Linked DNA regions of Homo sapiens: region 1 is linked to region 2. A link is a contact called in ENCODE Hi-C or POLR2A ChIA-PET data. All regions are on one chromosome and are shown on one strand. Each heading gives the region's core, a stretch centred on a gene start or an enhancer-like site at or near the end of the contact. The rest is flanking DNA. Distances are from core to core; before and after follow the strand shown.

Evidence for each region. Hi-C counts contacts between places; a loop is a spot of excess contacts on that map. ChIA-PET counts read pairs that join two places held with the same protein, here RNA polymerase II (POLR2A). Pooled maps may share reads with other maps.
Region 1: a loop to region 2 is called in a pooled map, with 2.0 times the contacts of the local background. The contact joins two enhancer-like sites. A Hi-C loop is called at or near these places in 5 of 168 maps with a recorded cell type or tissue (B cell, endothelial cell of umbilical vein, heart right ventricle and 2 more), 25 of 37 single-sample maps with no recorded cell type and 15 of 50 pooled maps. POLR2A ChIA-PET finds 5 or more read pairs at or near these places in 5 of 52 experiments (Caco-2, OCI-LY7, activated B cell and 2 more).

Annotation. Positions count from the first base shown.
Region 1 is chr15:31,011,158-31,016,684 of GRCh38, forward strand. All of the region lies in intron 27 of TRPM1 (transient receptor potential cation channel subfamily M member 1), which reads right to left. Among named protein-coding and RNA genes, the nearest start is that of TRPM1-AS1, 13 kb to the right of the region's middle. Within about 2 kb of position 2,859, at least 6 of the 41 ENCODE cell types and tissues checked have a DNase peak (open chromatin) inside an H3K27ac peak, as active enhancers do; they include B cell, where a contact is called at or near this core.
Region 2 is chr15:31,045,646-31,050,405 of GRCh38, forward strand. TRPM1 (transient receptor potential cation channel subfamily M member 1) reads right to left here. Exons shown (of 28, transcript NM_001252024.2): 13 at 3,730-3,864; 14 at 2,244-2,294; 15 at 1,466-1,606; 16 at 559-588. Among named protein-coding and RNA genes, the nearest start is that of MIR211, 17 kb to the right of the region's middle. Within about 2 kb of position 3,511, at least 2 of the 41 ENCODE cell types and tissues checked have a DNase peak (open chromatin) inside an H3K27ac peak, as active enhancers do; they include B cell, where a contact is called at or near this core.

The DNA.
Region 1 (5,527 bases), core at 1,609-4,108, 35 kb before region 2:
TAAAAATCTTTGAATCTGAAGTGAGTCTCTGCAGATAGCATGTAATTACACCATATTTTAAATATTCATTGTGCTAGTCTCTGTCTTAGAGAGCTTTATCTATTTACATTTAATATAATTACTGGTAAGGAAGAACTTACCTCTGCCATACTGCTATTTATTTTCTATATGTTATGTCTTTTTTTTTGTCCCTCAACTCCATCATTACTGCTTTCTTCTGTGTTAAATAGGTATTTTCTAGTGTATCATTTTAATTCACTTAGTATTTCTTTTCTTTTTTAAGATATGGGGCCCTGCTATGTTTCCTAGGCTGGCCTTGAACCCCTGGGCTTAAGTGATCTTCCTGCCTTAACCTCTTGAGTGGCTGGGACTACAGGCATGCACTACCACACCTGGCTCTTGTTCTTTCTTTTATCATATGTTTTTCAGTTATTTTCTTAGTGCTTGCCCTGGGGATTATCAGTAACATCTTAATTTATAACAGTCTACTTTAATTTAATGCCAATTACTTTTTTTTTTTTTTTTGAGATGGAGTGTCACTCTGTTGCCCAGGCTGAAGAGCAGTGGCAAGATCTCAGCTCACTGCAACCTCTGCCTCCTAGGTTCAAGTGATTCTCGTGCCTCAGCCTCCTGAGTAGCTGGGATTACAGGCATGTGCCACCACACAGGCTAATTTTTGTATTTTCAATAGAGATGGGGTTTCACTATGTTGGCCAGGCTGGTCTTGAACTCTCGACCTCAGGTGATCCACCTGCCTTCGCCTCCCAAAGTGCTGGGATTAGAGGTGTGAGCCCTTGCATCTGGCCTAACACCAATTATTTTCAATAATATACACAAAGTTTACTCTTATAAAGCTCCATCCTCCCCCCATGTTATTCTGTTATTATCACAAGTTACAACTTTGTACATTGTGTACCCATCAACATAGATTTGTAATGATTGCTTTATGTGGTTGTCTTGTAAATCATGTAGAAAATAAAAAGTAGTTACAAACAAAAAATACATTTATAATGCCTTTTATATTTACCTATGTAGTTAAATTTACTGGTCCTCTTTATTTCTTCATGTGGATCTTAGGTTATTGTCTTATGTCTTTTCATTTCTGCCTGAAAAACTATCTTTAGTATCCCTCATAGTAGGTTTGCTAGTAATGAATTCTCTCAGTTCTTGGTTATCTGGGAATATCTTAATTTATCCTTCATTTTTAAAGGATAGTTTTGCTGCATATATAATTTTTAGTGGACATTGTTTTGCTTTCAGCACATTGACTATGTCATCCCAAGGTCTTCTGGTCTTCCTGGCTTCTGATGAGAGGTCAGCTTTTTTAATCTAATTAAGCATCCTTTCCATGTGATGAGTTGCTTCTCTCTTGCTGCTTTCAAGATTCTTTTCCTTTGGCTTTTAACAGTTTGACTATAACGTTAATTGGTATGGATCTCCTTGAGTTTATCCTACTTGGAGTTCATTGAGCTTCTTGGATATGTAGATTCGTATCTTTCATTAAATTTGTAAAATTTTGGCCATTATTTCTTTAAATATTGTTTCTGCCAGTTTCCCTTCTCTCTTTCTATAACTCTCATGATGCCTATGTTGTTCTGCTGGATGGTGTTCTACAGGTTTCAGACTGTTCAATTTCTCTTCATTTCCTCCCCCTGTTCCTTAGACTGGGTAATTTTTAACTGATTTATCTTCCAGTTTGCTGATTCTTTAATCTACCTGCTCAAATGTGCTATTGGGCCTCTAGAGTGAATTTTTCATTTCAGTTATTGTACTTTCCAATGTCAGAATTTCCTTCCCTTCCTTCATTTCTTTCTTTTTCTTTTTTTTTTTCTTTTTTTTTTTTGACACTGTCTTGCTCTATTGTCCAGGCTGGAATGCAGTGGCAAGATCACAGCTCACTGCAGCCTTGAATTCCTGGGCTCAAGCAATCCTCCCACCTCAGCCTCCCAAGTAGCTAGGACTACCGGCACCACCATGCTCTGCCAGTTGCCATGATATGCACCACCATGCCTGTCCAGTTTTAAAAATGATTTTATGTAGATGGTGTCTTGCTCTGTTGCCCAGGCTGGTCTTGAACTCCTGGCTTCAAGCAATCCTCCCTCCTTGGTCTCCCAAAGCTCTGGGATTACAGGCATGAGTCACTGTGCCTGACCTATTTTTTTAAAAATATATATAATTTCTACCTCTTTTTTTTTGAGACCTCGTCTACTACTTGATATAATTTCCACCTCTTTATTGATAGTCCCTTATTTGGTGAAAAATCCTTCTCATACTTTCCTTTAGTTCTTTAGAGATGATTTCCTTTAGGTCTTTAAATATATTTAAAATAGCTAAAATAGTTGAGTTAAACTCTTTGCTAAAACATCTAATATCCAGGATTCCTAAGGGATGGTTTTTAAGATTGTCCTTTTTCCTGTGTGTGGACCATAGTTTCTTATTTCTTTGCATGTTTTGTCATTTTTATTTAAAAGTGGACATGTTGAGTATTATAATGTGGCAATTCTAGAAATCAGATTCTCTCCCCTCTCAGGCTTGTTGTTATTGCTTAGTGTAGTTGTTGTTTGTTTAGTGTAGTTGTTGTTTGTTGTTTGTTTAGTGATTTTTGTAGTTGTTGTTTGCTTAGTGATTTTTCTGAAATAATATTGTAAAGTCTATATTCTTTATGTTGTGTGGCCACTGAAGTTTGTATTTTATTAGCTTAGTGGTCAGTTAATACTTAGAGATTTCCTTAAATGTGTGGAACAAAAACAACAAAATCTTCTAGTCTTTTCTGAGAAGCTGTATGTGTATATAGGGGCACATCTTCAACACTCAGGCAGTTTACATCTTTGCTTTAGCTTTCACTTCCTGCTTGCACAGAGCCTCAAGATCAAGTCAGCCAGAAATGAGCTTATAGCCTTCTCAGGTCTTCCTGAGTATACACACAGCCCTATGCATGCACATAGCTTTCTAAATTCCCAGGAATGTGTTAGAGCTTTTCAAAGCTCTTATGGACATCAGTTTTTCTCCCTAGTTTTTTGGTTAGTCTATTGTTTGCCCCAGCTGTCATCCGTCACCTCAGGGAGCAAGCACTAAACCCTTTGCCTGTAAATGTTTTTGACAACCCTTCCTCCACCCCTTCTAACTAGAAGCTTTAGTACTGGGCCTGTTCCAACTCAGGTGAAATACAGACGAACCTTTCAGCTAGGCTTTCAAGGAGCTGCCCTGTAATTACAAAACAAGTAATTATAATTCTTTGCATATGAGATTCTTTCTGCTCCTACTGGTACTAGGAATGCAGGTTGTTGTTTTCAAGGTGACTACTCAACTGGAGAGCAGAGGATAGGACAGGGCTAAGTTAAAATGTCACAAAGCTCACTTTTCTTATCAAGATCCAGCCATTTTGTTTAAATAAGAATGCCCTAGGTTGCTTAATAAGCCATTGCTTAATTTCCAGAGTGCCACAAGATATAGACTCTGACAGTTTTTGCCAACTTTGTTGTTGCTTTTATGGTGGGGCAGAATTCCAGAGTTCCTTACTCTACCTGCTTTTGTTCATGTCACCCCATTCAATGCCTTTGGTATGTGAATAAGGAGCAGACTCCTCCACCCCTGACAGACACAGTCTGCAGGTGAGCTCTGGAGTTCATAACTTTATGGCATTACTTTTCCAAGTTCCCCCTCTCACTATCTCCCTGATATCTCCAGTTCCTCAGAGTTTCCGTTTTCTATCCTCCAACCAGAAAGCTGGGGCTCAAATCAAAGCAAAGAGCAACGATTGACTTCACCCTCTTGAATTTTGATGCAGTGGGTAGGGACTTCACCAGACCACTGGATTTCCTGCACCTGACTTGAGGCAGGGGGTGGGGGTGGGGCTATGGGACAATAGAAAGGGAAAAAGGTACTCTTGGAATAAACAGATGAGATTATAAGCAGATGAGATGAGGTCAAAGAATAATTTCATTTAATATTAAAAGATATATAACCTTGGCTGGGCACGGTGGCTCACGCCTGTAATCCCAGCATTTGGGAGGCAGAGGCAGGTGGATCACCTGAGGTCAGGAGTTCCAGACCAGTCTGAACAACGTGGCAAAACCCCATCTCTACTAAAAAATAAAAATAATAAATTAGCTGGGCACGGTGGCATGCGCCTGTAATCCCAGCCACTTGGGGGCTGAGGCAGGAGAATTGCTTGAACCTGGGAGGCGGAGGCTGCAGTGAGCCGAGATCATGCCATTGCCCTCCAGCCTGGGTGACAGAGCGAGACTCCGTCTTAAAAAAAAAAAAAAGAAAAGAAGAGAAAAAGAAAAAAGATATATGACCTCATGTTGTACCCCAAGCTGATAAAGCAAAAAATGTTAGTTATAAGGAACAGCCTCTTTGCCTCCAATGTCTTCTCACTCCAAAAAGATAGCACAGAAACACAAGCACGTCAATCTTTGCTTTAAAACAATAGCAGCTTCCCATCACACTTAAGATAAAAACACAATTTCATTGCAGTGTTGAATGCAATGAACAAACCAAAGAGTGTATTAAAGGAAAACCTTATAATCTCCATTGGCAACCCTATTCTACAATTTGGACATTGACACTTCCTCATACTATGTAAAGTGCTATGAAAATGTAGCTTTAACTCTTTCCTTCCATCCATGGCAGCCCTTAATCTTAACACCCTATAGAGATTTCTGTTACTCATATACATTCAAAGCTCTTGAGAATCTGCCCTCATCTTCCCATCCTGTCTCATCTTGTTCTTCATCCCCACATTTCCTCAAGGACCCTTTGCAAACATGCCGTCATCATCAAAATTAAAAAATAAAATAATCTTAGAACTTGAGAACCCCAAATGCCAAGGCATTTGATGACCCCAGCTGTGAGAAAACCTGTCCTAGAGCTTTCAGCTACCTCTGATGTTTGTGGAAGAACTAGATAAATGAAAGCTGTCTTGGTGATGTCAGGGACCTCAGCCATTGCATGTAAACGTACGTTACTATCCTGGCTTTAGGCATGATTTAATTAGATTATCATGGCTGTGTTATTTATTATAGGGTTTGCGAAATTTTTCAAAATAATATTCACTTTACAAAATATGCCAATACCCTCAAATATTTCAAATCACATAGTGAAATAACTTATAACTATGTTTTTAGTATAACAAGTATTCAGCACTAATAAATGATTTCTTTGAATAGTGGTACTTTTGTGATGCAAAGTGTGCTTTCTTACACATGGTGACACTGATTTCTGATCAGGTTGATTATCTTCCTTTCCCTCTAATTGAAGTTTGTGGCTTCTGTAACTATTTCTGGGTTTGGATTTACTTGTAGATGCTATAAATAGCTCCACTAGGTTTTTATTTTTCACATTATGGTAGCACTGACTTCACAGAAAAAAATTCCACTTATGAATACTTTTGAAAAGGTCATTAATGAGGCCATTTTTCTAACCACCAAATACATGATTTCTTAACTGGCAGGCCTAAGAGCAATTCCTGAGGGCCACTCTCCATCCTTTTGTATCAAAGGAAACTATAAACAAATGAAATCTA
Region 2 (4,760 bases), core at 2,261-4,760:
CGTTTCCCTTGCTCTAAGATATACGTGTATTTTAATCATTCCAAGAAAGTATTTTATCATTCTATTTTGAGAAAACTATATATTTTTTAACAAAGTAAGGCATATGTTTTACATGTGTTTCAAATTCTTCATTAGCACCTGCTGAGAGATGGTCATAGATATGATGCAATATATTAAAGACTAACACTGCATTGTATTTGCATTCTTGGAGGACTCTACTTTGATTTAGGACTATGAAAATAGTCTATTGAATTCTTTTTGGTGTTATTTTTGGTTTTTTACTTATGGTTTTTGCATACGTAAGTGGTGTTCCTCTCTAGTTTTTTTGTTTGCTTAATCTTTGCTTTTGAAACTGTGGTTTTGTTAGTTCTAGAAATGGATTGTGCAGCTTTTATCCCCATTAAAGAAAATGTATATATGGTCCTTTTATATAATTTGACTAAGACATCTAGGTAAATTTTGGTGAGTAGTATCGTATATTCGCAAATACAGAACTTAAAAGGGCTATGTATATTTGACCAGGATATTATAAAACTGTTGAAAACAAGTTCTACTTACTTCCATTCCCAGAAGTTTAAGAGCTTTAGGCTGCATGGTGAAAGAGGAAGAAAAAAAATCAATTTACTTAGATAACTAATGTTAGTAGTACATTAGCAGTATTGTTGATAGTGGACATACGAATGGATTAAAAAGCACTTTGTATCATTAACAATTAATGATAATATCCAAGGAAAAGAAGTGCTTTAATATAGAAACTCTTCTTCTGTCAGCAGAAGTTAATTGAGAAGAAAGCTCAGCAGACGCGTGGCCCTTATTCCAGGTAGAAACCGAGAAGTTCCCTAATAGACATGTAGAGAGCTGTGGGGCTGTAAGGTGGGTGTGAGAGGAGGGCATCATGAAAGATCAGACATTTGAGTTGGACTTTTGATAAGGGTGGGAAAGGCACTGATAGTGGGGAAAGACGTGGCAGGTACACGTCTTTGATTTGATCACAGGATTTGATTTTGGTGCAGGTATGTGGTCTCCCATGTGGGTGAGGGCCAGCTGGTGGAGGGCCTTGGCTGCTGTGATAATGAGTTTGGATACGATTCTCCAGGCAGTGAGGAGCTCTGGGAGGCTTGAAGCAGGGAATGCAGGCATGTCCCTTGCTTTGGAAGATTATGGCAGGTACAGTGGTGGGATAGTAGAATAGGCTGGAGCAGGCAGACAGTAGCCCCGGAGCCCAGGAGGAAGTCTGCTGTGGATAGAAAAGGAGGGCAAATGCAATGGATGGGCGGGGCGGCCCGTGCTCAGGGGAGCTGGAGAATGCCGTGGCTCTGGCCTGAGAGCACTGTAGGAGGCAGGACAGCTGTGCTGGGGACAGGGCGAAGGGCTTGGCTCTGAACCGGCCAAGTTGTTGAAAAGCAAGCGAGGAACCACATGGTACTCGCGAACCACAGAACACTACACAGGCACTGAGTTCTACCCTCTTTGGTCCAAACAAGTTGTTGTAAAGGGTCCGAAAGTTTTTCCGAGTGTAGTTGCAGCGGTAGGCTCCTCCCATGAGGTACTCCAGCACGAGCCCGATGTCTATGAGGCTGATGTGGTAATCAGGCGGAAGGTTGCTCTGTAAAAGAAGTCTGGTCTCAGGCCCTGTGAGAATGCGTTCGCAGTGTGGACTTCATCACACGTCTAGGGGGTAAGTGGCTGTCCTGGCCCCCACTTGGGAGTTCATGTAACAGGTGGGTGGGTGGGGGATTAAACAATATTCAGGCTGGGGAAAGCATCTATCCCTTGATAACAAGGTGGCAGAAAGGGCCAAGAACAGCAGCTGCAATCAACAGGACACAGAATGACTTGAGGAACCTCCTGCCGGTGCTTCTGGAAAGAGCCACAGGCAGTGGGTGAGAGATCTCAAAGGAGGGACAGAACGAGAGGCTGCATGGACAGACAGCGGGGCTCAGGTCAGCAGCCAGGCCACCCCCTTCCCCAACCCCACCCAGTGGCCGCCCTGGCCTGGCGCTGGCGTCAACCTATAATCCGGCTGTCACTGACAGTGTCCCTATCATGGATTTGGATGAACATGCAACTTAAAAAAGATTATCCTTTGCTTTCTTAGTTTTAAATAGACTCTTTACGAAAGAAGGAATTCATTATCTCCTGTGCCTGGAATAATAATACATTTTGAAAATTTAAAACTTGCTCTTAAGAAATGATTTTGTGAAAGATGCCAACAGGTAAGAATTGTAAAACAGTAGACTGACCTTTTTCACATCCCTCACCAGCAGATGAAGTGTGTTTGGTGGACCCAGTCTCTGAAAGAGAAGCATTCATGTGTGTTAAATATGTTTTTCTTGGCCAGGCGCGGTGGCTCACGCCTGTAGTCCCAGCACTTTGGGAGGCCAAGGCAGGCAGATCACTTGAGGTCAGTAGTTTGAGGCCAGCCTGGCCAACATGGTGAAACCCCATCTCTACTAAAAATACAAAAATTAGCTGGGCGTGGTGGTGGGCACCTGTAATCCTAGCTACTAGGGAGGCTGAGGTTGGAGGATCACTTGAACCGGGGAGGCAGCTGCAGTGAGCTAAGATTGCACCACTATACTCCAGCCTAGGTGATAAAGTGAGACCTCGTCTAAGAATGAATAAATAAATAAATAAATAAATAAGTTTTTTTCTTGAACTCTTCGAGCAAAATCCTGCCCTACTCTATATAATTAATGAATTGTGAGAGCTGGAGTGTAACCCACACCAGCCTTTTTCTTTTACAAAACAGAGCTGGTCATGGTTAGAAAGTATCCAACACATTTCAAAAGTTGTGAAATACTTTCTGTTGCATTTTTTTAAAAGAGTATCTTAAGGTGCACAATATAGTGTTAATAATTCATCAAGTTGGCCAGAATCAGTGGCTCAAATTAGTATATTTGAGCCTATTATCCCAGCACTTTGGGAGGCCAAGGGAGGTGGATCACTTGAGGCTAGGAGTTTGAGACCAACCTGGGCAACATGTCGAAACCCTGTCTCTACAAAATTTTTAAAAATTAGCTGGGTGTGGTGGTGTGCACCTGTAGTCCCAGATACTCAGGAGGCTGGGATCGGAGGATGGCTTGAGCCTAGGAGGTTGAGGCTGCAGTGAGCTGAGATCATGTCACTGCACCCCAGCCTGGGCAACAAGAGAGACTCTGTCTCAGAACAAACAAAAAAAAATTCACCAAGTTTTAGCAAGCAGCTGCTGAGGATCATTTCTGCTACTTAAAATCTTACAATAGGGAAGGAAATGTAAATTCTCAAAACTTATATTGTAATAATATAAGCCAAGGGAATTTCATTCAAACCCTTCCAGCAGAGCTCCTGGGTGTGAAACTTAGCTCTATGTTTTACCCCAAAGCCTCATCAAATGTGAGGGTCCCAAGGAACAATTGACTTCTCACCCTTGGTGACATTTCACTCTGCTAATGGCTTGGGGAGCTAGATTCCCTCTTTGTAGCAACAAGTACTCACACACCACCCTTAAATGCGGGACAAGAGTTAATACTGCCTGAGAAAGGAGTGACTGGCGAGGCATGGCAGGAGGTGGTGAGAATATGAACACAGGCTGTGGCCAGCAGCAGGTGAGAAGTAGCCGCCTGCCATTAAGTACGGACCTCCCAGCTGAAGGAGGTCAGATGAGCACATTTATGCACAATATGCACCAGTGACAAACACATTTAGGTGGCTGCCTCCCGCTTCCTTCCCTTTTTCTAGAGCACTCACTGTGTTATAAAGCTCCTCCAGCCTCGGAATGGTCAGAAAGTGTTGCATGTTCACTCCGTTTTCAATCAGGAGCTTCACAAAGTCGACACGATCTAAGACTAAAGCATCTAGCATCGCTTGCTCCAAAGCATTCACCTGCAGGGACCAAGGGCCGGGAGCCTGTGAGTGGCCTCTCAGAGACACAGGGGAGGGGGGCGACTGGAAACACAGAGGAAAGGGTATTCCGAACGCCAGATTCCAGAGCACTCCAGCATGGTACTCTTTGCTCTTTATCTTGGGTAAACACTCCCCATCTCCCCTCTCCTTTCTTCTCAGTTTGGCCTCTACATGTTCCATCCATGTCTGTAAATTATTGTTTCCTTTTAAAAATAGATTGAAGAGGATTCAAAATCTCAGCCCTCCTGGCATTGGCCTGCCCAGTCTCCACCATTTGTTTCCTTGACTGAGAAGTTGTGCCAGGAGGAGCTGCATGGGCAGGCAGCATGACCAGGGTGCCGTGTGGGTGAGTGACTGTGATAAGGGCAGGCACACGTCACCACAGAGGCCTGGTCCCCTGTCTTGCCTGTGTCCTGGTGGCAGCAAGACCAAGAACTGCCATGCGATGTGTGGCTCCAGCCTCCCCACCTAAACTGCTGTTACCCCACACACCCAATCATGGGCTCTGTCTGTCAAAAAAGGGCTTTTTCATGAATTGCATTTATTTGGTGACAACTGATTTGTCTGCTGTATATTCATGCATCAAGCATTGGCATGTCTGCCAGGTACAGAACCATTGCTGAACAGGATGACTCAGGGCCCCTCTGTGGGTGGCATCATTCCCCCCAAAGCAGGAACGTTTGGTGTTTTGGACAACCGACAGGCTCATTGCAGCGAATGTGCTGTTGTAGTTTGAAATGCTGACACTACCCAGTCAAGCCTTTACCCGTCCCTCCTGGGATCAGGGCCCTGGGTGGGACTGAAGCAAGGACAAGAACCATCCCTTCCCCTGGGGAAGGGTGATGCCAAGCTCGTGATCTCTGTGACCTTCCACA